Regions from separate parts of the Homo sapiens genome. Here region 1 is linked to region 2. The links are chromatin loops, found by intact Hi-C in ENCODE. Cell type or tissue: mammary epithelial cell. All regions are shown on one strand.

Evidence for each region. A loop is a pair of places that touch in the nucleus more often than their neighbours do. Peaks named below come from ENCODE experiments on the same cell type or tissue, not always from the same donor. Only the 100,000 strongest peaks of a DNase experiment are listed, where the experiment ranks them.
Region 1: a loop joins it to region 2, with 2.7 times the contacts of the local background. A loop is called at or near these places in 3 of 110 quality-filtered maps.

Annotation. Positions count from the first base shown.
Region 1 is chr3:69,538,378-69,543,377 of GRCh38, reverse strand. It overlaps a transcript of FRMD4B not described here. Among named protein-coding and RNA genes, the nearest start is that of FRMD4B, 150 kb to the right of the region's middle. In mammary epithelial cell, no CTCF peak of the experiment used is centred here; DNase peaks (open chromatin) are centred at 667, 1,447 and 2,017; H3K4me3 peaks cover 2,570 bases; H3K27ac peaks cover 2,724 bases.
Region 2 is chr3:69,303,455-69,308,454 of GRCh38, reverse strand. The region is part of intron 3 of FRMD4B (FERM domain containing 4B); the gene reads left to right. Among named protein-coding and RNA genes, the nearest start is that of FRMD4B, 80 kb to the left of the region's middle. In mammary epithelial cell, a CTCF peak has its summit at 1,901 (motif pointing right); DNase peaks (open chromatin) are centred at 1,834 and 3,224; H3K27ac peaks cover 2,490 bases.

The DNA.
Region 1 (5,000 bases), 230 kb before region 2:
CCTTTGGTTCTCTCCTTGTCAGCTCATTTGAAGAGAATATAAAAACTCTCAATAGGAAGTCGTTCATGAAGAATCCTCCTTTCCTCTCCTTCCTCTCCCATTTGCTGTGTTACACTCAGCACCAGATCAAGTTGGAATCTCTGCCCTGTCACTCATCAGCTATTTTGAGCTAACCTCTCTGAGCCTCCCGAGTTTCATGTAAAGAACGCATAATAAAACAAAAATTGTTCTTAGGGATAAATGCCTGATATGGGATAGACTCGCCTTTTTTTTTTTTTCTTTCTGTCTTCAAGTGCAATGGTTTCAGATTTGCAGGGATCTCAGGAGTCATTTCGCCAGCCCCTCTTGGGTGGCTGGGTGCATTCTGCGCCTCCCTCTGCCACCGGTGCCTCATACCCTTTATTCTAACAGCACTCAGGTCCTGGGATGCCTGAAGCCGGTGAGGCAGAATCAAGTTCCGCCCAGAGCTTGGAGGAGTCGGAGGGAGCGATGGAGAGGCGCGGGCTGGTGACCCCCTCTTTCCCCTCCTCCTGGCAGGCACCGCTCCGCGCCTCCTGGCACCGGCGCCCTTTCTCTGCCGGGGAAGGCTAGCCCAGCCCGCAGCCCCGTGCGGCGGGGGCCGAGGGCGCCCCCTCCCTTCCTCCCTCTCCCCCTCCCCTTCCTTCCCTCCCGATACAATGACTGGGCCGGAACAGCGCATCAGCCGAGCCTCATTGGCAGCGGCCGCCCCAGCCCCCGGAGAGGCGGCGGGCGGGGGCTGCTGGGGAGAGAGGGAGCCGAAAGCCCCGGCTGACAGCGAGAGGAGGCAGGCAGGACGGAAGGACGCGAGAAAGGCGGCCCGGGGCACAGCTGTAAGTGTGGAGCAAAGCGAGGACGCACGGCGAGCGGCGGTGGCGGGGGCGACCTGCAGACCCGGGCCGGGGGATGCGGCAGGCGCTGGCTGCCCAGAGAGCCCGGGAGTCGGGCTGCGTAGCTCACGTGCTGAGCTGGAGCTTGGACAGAGAGGAAGAGGAAGAAGAGGAAGGCAGCCGCCGCCGGGGAAGGCACAGCGCAGAGTGGACTTGCAGGACTGGCGCAGAGCCGGGTCCCCAGGTCCCGCGCGGTGCGCAGCCGAGACAATAAAGTAGCCGTCTACAGCCCCGGAGCGCCGCAGGGAGGAGGTGGCGGAGCAGGTAGGTGGGCGACCGCCCCGGGCTCCCCAAGCGTGCTGCCAGGGCGAGGCCGCAAGACGCGGCCACGGGCGCGCCCGGTGCGCCCCGGGCGCAGCGCGCACGTTTGGAGACCCCCAGCGGAGGTGCGGGTCCCAGGAGTTTGGGAGAGCGGAAAACCCCGCCCTGGGGCTCGAGGTCTAGTGCAGCCTCCGCTGGAGTCCCTGGGGCACTTGGCACGGCGCTTTGGTCGCTTTGGTGGTATGGAGACAGGAAGTTTGGCGGTTTCGAGGCGTTGGCGTTGGTGGGGTTTGCAAACGCGCCGCCGGGGACCGCGTGCTTCGGTTGCCGCGCGTTCGTGGGAGGTCGGGAGAAAAGCTGATGAAGCCCAGATCTGGCCCCCAGAGATACTTCTAAAAGGCAGCGAAAAGAGGGGGGGGAAATCCCTGGAGTTAGCAGAGGACACTAAGGGTTTCGTTTGGCTGCCCTTTTCAAATAGGTGTTTCAGATCCTAGCCGCTCCTATGTTGGAGAGGCAGTGTGCATGTGAATAGCTTCTTATTTTGTGGAGTATTTCACTTTTCATTTTCATCTGGGGAGGAAAAAATAAATATAATCTTTAGCTCCTACTTTGAGAAATGCCATTTCGTTTGGAATAGAGGACAAACTCTTCCCTTGCATTGGATGTCCTGTGCTTTGAAGGATACTGAACAGTGCCTGCTCTTGTTCACAAAAGGGGTGAGACGTGTATTAAATCTTCTCCCGCCTGAGAAAGCAGCCGCAGGAGGAGGTCTCTCTCTCTCTCTCGCTCTCCTTTGTGTGGCCGCTTCCTTCCAGATGTGAGAGGGTTGGGCTGGGCGCTCCTGGGTGGGGTAATAATTATCCTGAACATTCCTGCGATCTGTTAGGACTTGTAAACATACCAGAGCCAAGTCCTCTGAACTTCGCGAACTGATTTGGTGTGTTTGCTGGTACCCAGACGGCTGCGACTAGAGGCTGGGCCTTTCGGGAAGAAAGACCTTAGGGTGCTGATGGCAGCAGTCTTTCCGGGAAGCTGGTTGATCCTTGAAGATTAGGTAATGTCGCCCCAGAAATTTACTAGCCAACTCGAAAGATGTGTACAAGATTATAGCGCGATCCCCGACGTGCTGTTTCCCGTCCTAAAGGGAATGGATCTGTGGGGTTTCCAAATCAAATGTCTAGAGGGGAAGAAAAGCAGCTTCGCCTTACTTAACCTCATCAAGACGCACTTTCATATGTCATACACATGCTGTGAAGAGTGGTGGTTTAGAGAGCTTACTGTGTGCCAGGCATCCTGGTAGGCACTTTTGGGGCATCATCCATAATCCATGAAGTGGTAAACCTAGCCCTTGAGAGAGGTTAAGTAACTTACCGGAAGTCCCACCAGTAATCTGTGGTTTATGTAAGATCTAATTTCAGATGCCAGGCTCTTAACAAGACAGTGCCTCCGAAAGGGATGTGCTGCAGTGGTGGTGGTAATGAGTATGAAGAAAATAATAACAATAACAATAACTGCCGTGTGTGTGTGTGTGTGTGTGTGTGTGTGTGTATATATATATATATATATATATATTTTTTTTTTTTTTTTTTTTTTTTAGAGACAGAGTCTCACTCTGTCGCCCAGGCTAGAATGCAGTGGCCGATCTCGGCTCACTGCAACCTCTGCCTCCCGAGTTCAAGCGAGTCTCCTGCCTCAGCCTCCCGAGTAGCTGGGATTACAGGCGCATGCCACCACGCCTGGCTAATTTTTTGTATTTTTAATAGAGACGGGGCTTCACAGCGTTAGCCAGGCTGGTCGCCATCTCCTGGCCTTGTGATCCGCCCGCCTCGGCCTCCCAAAGTGCTGGGATTACAGGGGTGAGCCGCGGCACCCGGCCTATATATTTTTAATAAATTTAAAAAGATGATATTTAAGAGAGATTGACACTCAGTAAGCACTCTGTATATATTTTTGTCTCTAAATTAAGTGTCACAAGACAGGTGGTGGATGTATTGGTGTTTCTACAATTCTTCCTTTTTTTTTCCTTCGAACTCTGTCACCCAGAGTGGAGTGCAGTGGCGCGATCGCGGCTCACCGCAACCTCTGCCTCCCAGGCCCATGCGATTCTCTTCCCTCAACCTCCCTTGTAGCTGGGATTACAGGCATGTGCCACCAAGCCCGGCTAATTTTTGTATTTTTAGTAGAGACCGGGTTTCACCATGTTGGTCGGGCTGGTCTTGAATTCCTGACTTCAAACCATCCACCACTCGCCTCAGCCTCCCAAAGTGCTGGGATTACAGGCGTGAGCCACAGGGCCCGGCCAATTCTTCCTTTTTGTAATCTGAAAATGTTGTAATAAAAAGTAACACGCACACACACACACACACACTGTTTGAACACACCTTTTTTGAACAGTGCTTACATTTCCTAAAAGGTTGAGAAAAATTTAGGCAACTCCAAGGACTTACTGAATGGTAGAAGTTTAATCACTTCTTTGTGACATCTGCAAGTAATATTAATCAACCATTTTATTTGCTTAAATTCAGAAATGCAGGTGTAATGCATTTAAACAATATGGTGCTGGAACATGAAAAAATTACCTAAATACCGTATTTTGAGGTTTAGTTTTCATTATCCATGGGAAAGTTCTCAGAAGATTTTTCCCCTGCAAGTGATCATGGTGATCACGATCCTGTTTTCCTGTATTAAACTTCACTTTGTTTTGAAATTAATAAATTTCTATCTTAGTGGCAGAAAAGTGAATGGGCTTTTCAAACAGGCAGATGGTTGCATTTGAGCCTAATCTAGAAAAGTGTGGGAGGAGTTAACTTCACAGCCACTCCCAAGTGTCAAATCAGCTGAAGTTTTCTCAGTAATGTTTATTGTCGCTGGCCTCTAGTTTCAGCAAGCCTGAGAATCCTAGTTCTCCGTTTGATTCCACAGATTTAATCAAGACTCTGCATGCTTTGAGCAGACAAAAAGAAAGTTTTGGCTAACTTACAATACAAATAGGGTACATGGAAAACAGTTAAAAACACCCTGCCTTATCCAGCCTGCAGTAATTTTCTAGCAGGAAATCTTCATAGTTATCTTACACACATAAGTGAAGGTTTGAGGCTTATACTGCAAGTGATCTCTCGCTCTATCTCTCCCTTTAAATCTGCCCCAGAGATCTGATCTTATCATGAATGCACTATTTTTATATGTTCGGGAGTGCTGAGGCTCACTGAAATGACTGTCATCAGCCTATAGATAAGTAATGTACTCAGCTCATCAGCAGGTCTTACATGTATCTTCCTTTACTTACATATCTCTCCCTTTTTCAATGTAGTTGTTATTTGTTTTAGATGGAAGACTTTTGGAGGATAATTCATTTATTTCTAAGTCAGTAAGATTTTTTTTTCTCCTCTTCTGCCAAATATGTGCCGTGGGCAGTCAGAGAGAAGTGGTAAGATAACAATTTTCTGTTGCTAGATGCTTGATAAACCCTCTAGGTAATTTAGGAGCCAAATCTCTTATTCTCCCCAATGACTGGATTTACTGAAATTATCATGTCATTTTTTATCTCATGCTTCCTGGTGAAATCAATTTTTAAACTAATCTCATAAGACAGTGTTTTTTCAATATGAAGGTCATAAAATCCATTTAGTGGGTTACTACCAGTAATTTTTTTTAGGTATAACAAGACAGCAAGTGTCAGCATCATCATATGTTATAAGAGTTCTGTAATTTCATGAGACTTTGAGTCACTCCTATGTGCATTCTGGGTTGCAGTATAAAATGTGATTCTTAGCCATCAAAAAGTTTGAAAAGTACTGCCACAGGATGCATGTGTCTGTTAGTGCTATTTTG
Region 2 (5,000 bases):
AACAAAAAAAAAAAAAGCCAGTGTGATGAGAGTACAGAGATTAAGAGGGAAAGTGGTACAGGAGGAGGGTTGAGAGGGAGGTAGGAGCAGGTATCAGAGAATCTTGATAGCTAGCTGTGTGACCTTAGAACAGTTACTTAACATCTCTGACACTCAAGTTTTCTCATCTGTACGCTGGACATAATAACAGTGCCTTATATAGTATGTACTACATAAGGCACCTGTAATAGGGTACTAGTATTCAATACTATTAAATCAGGTAAGGTAGGCAGAGCATATAGCACCGGCCCACAATAAAAGGGAGCTGTCATCCCAATGTACTGCAGTAAGGGAGTGTTAAGAAGGAAACTGAAGGAGGACTGGAGCAGGCGTCACACAGACGAGTAACTAAAATTGGATCTTGCAGGTAAGGTAGACTTTAAATAGATGGGAGGGGAGATGAGAGGTGACATCCTAGGCAAGAGTTATTTTGTGGGCAAATGCATGAACATGGCAACGAACAAGGTACATTTGCCCAAGGGTGAAGACGTTGGCCTGATCGTGGGGACAAGATCATAGGTGAGCCTTGTTAGTCACACAGATGGAGGAGGCACACCCAGTCCATGGAAGGATGTTATAGGGAGGAGGAATGCGGCTTTGACTTGCAGTGTCAGAGGTCCCTCAGACTGCAAGGTTTGTGGCAGACTGGAAAAGAGGGTCCTGGCCACATGGGAGGCTTCAGGAAAAGCTCCAAGCTCAGTTGAATATAAACCAGACAGTGCGTAAGTAAGGGGTTCAGACTGTAAGACCTTCTCTTCGGAAAGAAAAGAAATAGTAGGCCGGGTGTGGTGGCTCACGCCTGTAATCTCAACACTTTGGAGGCTGAGGAGGGTGGATCACCTGAGGTCAGGAGTTTGTGACCAGCCTGGGCAACACGGCAAAACCCCGTCTTACTAAAAATACAAAAATTAGCTGGGCGTGGTGGTGGGCGCCTGTAATCCCAGCTACTCAGGCACCTGAGGCATGAGGATCACTTAAACCCAGGAGGTGGAGGTTGCAGTGAACCGAGATTGTGCCACTCCAGCCTGGGTGACAAAGCGAGACACTGTCCAAAAAGGAAAAGAAAAGGAATAATGGGAATGACTTCCTTCAGTTATTTGGGCCACCCTTCTTGTTGTCTGCCCTGAGATTTCTTTCTCAAAACTACGCTGGGAGAAGAATGGTTCACACAGCCTTTTTCCCAGTTACCTCCTTTGGTTCAACCAAAGGAGGTAACTATAGTCATGGTCTTTCCAAGAACCCCGGCTCCACAATGTCCTCTGTGCACTCCCCGGCAAGTGACGGCAGAGTCTCTTTTTGAATTATGACCAGTTTGGGGAGGTGTCTCCTGGCTCTAGTCGTGTTTATTTTCAGAAGAAGTATGAGCGGGGCTGTTGAGGGGGTGGAAATTGGCCATTTCTACCTTTCTGGGGAGCGGGCCTGGAATATTGCTTATGTCTAAGGGTGTCTCCTTGGAATGTCTTGGTCACAAGCCTAGTTCTTTTTCTTTGGTAAATATTTTTGGAAAGTATTTTCTTTCAGCACTTTCCTCCTGCCTCCCTTCGCCCCCGTAAAACCACTGAGTGAGGGCCCTCCCAGGATGCCGTCTGAGTTTATTTTCCAGCCTAGATGCCACATGCGTCTTTTGTCTTTGGTAAAGCTGAAAGGAACATTTTGTCAATGAAAGTAGCTACTGTCTACAACTCATCCACAGGCCAAGAGGAGAAACGGAAAAATAGATGGCAATTACGCAATAAAAGCAGTGATGATGACCAACAACCACAGATTCAAGGTCACGTTACTGGGAGAGGGATAGCATTTCTGAGATTACGCTTGTTAGGGCCTTGCGCAGCTCTGTGTGCAAAGTTAGTCTTTCACCCCTAGAGGGCAGTCACGGCCCTCCTGAGGCACCAGTCCTTCAGGTCACCGTAGTGGTTCCATCTCTTCACCCATTTCACTTTTTGTTTTGCCTTCTCATGTTTTGAAAGGCTTTGCTAAATAAGCTTTGTTTACCAAGAAATAACAGATAGACTTTACAACACAACTGTGACTTTTGATCACTGTCCCTTCCAATGGGACTGTGACAATGGGCCTTCTGTTGATGCAATTCTAGCCAAAAATAAAACTTGCTTTGTGGTTGGTCTGCACTCCTGAGAGGGGTAGATATGATTGTCTTTTTAAGATATTGGTTAGATCTATTATATTTGCTGATGGGAAAATTTGACAAAAGCAAGTTATAAGCAATAAGTAACCTTTATATTTCAGTGGTAGAATTATGGGCATTTTTTAAAAAATTCTTCTAGACTTTTTCCTATTGATGAGATTGTGGGTGGATTTTTTAAAATCTAATTTGTAATTTATCCTTTTAAAAAACTATTTCTTATAATATATGCATGAATATCTTCTTTAATGTCATGGTTGAGTCCAGTCCCTTTTGATTACTTTCCCACTGCAACTGTAGTTTCTTCCACAGAGGTAACCAGTACTAGCAAGCTGCTGTGTGACTCTCCAGAAATATATCTAAAAATGTTCATCAATATTTAATAGTGTTTTGAATGTGCATCTGTGGTTAACATAATTGGTTTATGCTGTATATGCTATTGTACAACTTGCTTCATTCATTCATAGACACCATTCCATGCAAGTTCATACAAATATACATTATGCTTTCAATTTATTTTCAGAGACAGGGTCTCTCTCTGTTTCCCAGGCTGGAGTGCAGTGGCATGATCATAGCTCACTGTAGCCTTGAACTCCTGGGCTCCAGTGATCCTCCTGCCTCAACCTCCTGAAATGCTGAGATTACAGGTGTGAGCCACCATGTCTAGCCTATTTTGCTTTTAAAATGATGCATCTTTCCTAAGAAAACTTTTGAGATCTGATACTATCAAATATGTTATGTATTTTAAGACACACATTTAAACGTCTGTGAAATTGGGATGTGTCTTTATATCAGTGGCATCCTAAACTTGATGAAATAGAGTGTAAGACTCTCTTAACGTCAGTCTCCTATCTTATTTTGTTTTACACACAAAAGCAGTAGTTCTAAGGACCTTCCCTTGTGTTACTTAATCAGCTTATTTATCTTTATAATATTCTTGCAAGGAAAGCTGGAAACAGGTATCAGAAGCCTTGTCTTGTAACTATGGAAACAAAGACACACTCTTTCCGGCATTTAACCTGCTGAGTATCAGAGACTGAGTCAGAAGTCATTATAAAAGCTGATTCAACCCTCTAGTCTCATTTTCTCCAGTACTGAAAGTCCCGGGTACTTTTATATACAAGTCCACTGGGTAGGGTGGTGGGTGGAGGGAAGAAGAAAGGAAGCCCTGGATTCAAATCCCAGCTCTAGCACTTTCCTCACTGGCTTATTGTAAAATATAGCTTTAATGTATAAAGAGTTCCAGCTTGGTTGGCACAGAGTCATTACTCGATAGAGACTAGCTATTGTTATTATTACTACTACTCATATTATTATTTATGCTCATTTTTCCTGTCTACTTATAATGAATACAGCTTTGAATTTTCTGATTTTGTTTTTTAATTTTTTACTCAAGGACCAAAATAGGTTTGAAAATGTCTTCTGGCCCATTATATATTTTATTACATTTTGACACGCTATCCCACCACCATCAGCATGTTCTTAGATTGAATTTTATGTAAGCAAGTAAAAGAGGGTCTATGCCCTCTGGGAATTTACAGCCTAAAATGGATGGACTAGTTGGACAAGCTCGGAAAAGGCACGTAAACAGTTCTGAGCCCCAGTGTCATCAATCCTTTTGATCCCTCAGTGGTCAAAATCTAGAGAGAACTGTTTATGAACTTGGTGAGGCTCTTGAGTAAATAAAATAAACAAGTACGTGCTTAAATCTCAGTAAGCCCATAATATATATACAGAAGTGGCACTCAGAGAGTATTCAGCCCTGTACTGTTTTTTTTTTTTTTTTTTTTTTGAGATAGAATCTTGCTCTGTCGTGCAAGCTGGAGTGTAGTGGCATGACCTCGGCTCACTGCAACCTCCGCCTTCTGGCTTCAAGTGATTCTCCTGCCTCAGCCTCCCAAGTAGCTGGGATTAGAGGCACCCGCCACCATGCCCAGTGAATTTTTGTATGTTTAGTAGAGACAGGGTTTCACCATGTTGGCCAGGCTGATCTTAAACTCCTGACCTCAAGGGATCTGCCCACCTCGGCCTCCCAAAGTGCCAAAGTGCTGGGATTACAGGCATGAGCCACTGTGCCCGGCCTTTTTTTTTTTTTTTTTTGAGACAAGTTATCCCTCTGTTGTCCAGACTAGGGTGCAGTAGCACAATCATAGCTCACTGCAGCCTCAAACTCCTGGGCTCAAGCAATCCTCCCACTTTAGCCAATCCTCCCAACTCAGCCTCCTAAAGTGCTGGGATTAGAGGCATGAGCCACTGTGCCTAGCACCGACCCTGTACTTTTTTTAAAAGCTGTGGTATTGTTATGTGTCTGGTTTTTTGTTTTTGTTTTTGCTTTTGTTTTGAGACAGGGTCTCATTCTGTTGCCTAGGCTGGAATGCAGTGGCATGATCACGGCTCACTGCAGCCTTGACTTCCCTGGGCCCAAGTGATCCTCCCACTTCAGCCTCCATAGTAGCTGGGACAACAGGCATGCACCACCACACTAGGCTAATTTTTTTCTGTATTCTTTGTAGAAATCGGGTTTCACCATGTTGCCCAGGCTAGTCTCAAATTCCTGGGCTCAAGCAATCTGCCTGCCTTGGCCTCCCAAGTGCTAGGATTACAAGTGCTAGATGTGAGCCACCACACCCAGCCTGTGTGTTTTATTTCATTGAACCAGAAGTTTTCTCCTTCTTGATTATCTAAAATATTTCATATTTCATAAAAATTTAATATTAACATATGGCCTAGTTTTTTACCTCAAAAGTCAACTAGTGTTATCAGTTTTTTGTTTTTTCTCTCAGATATTTGTAATATATACATGCACATATGTATGTTTGTT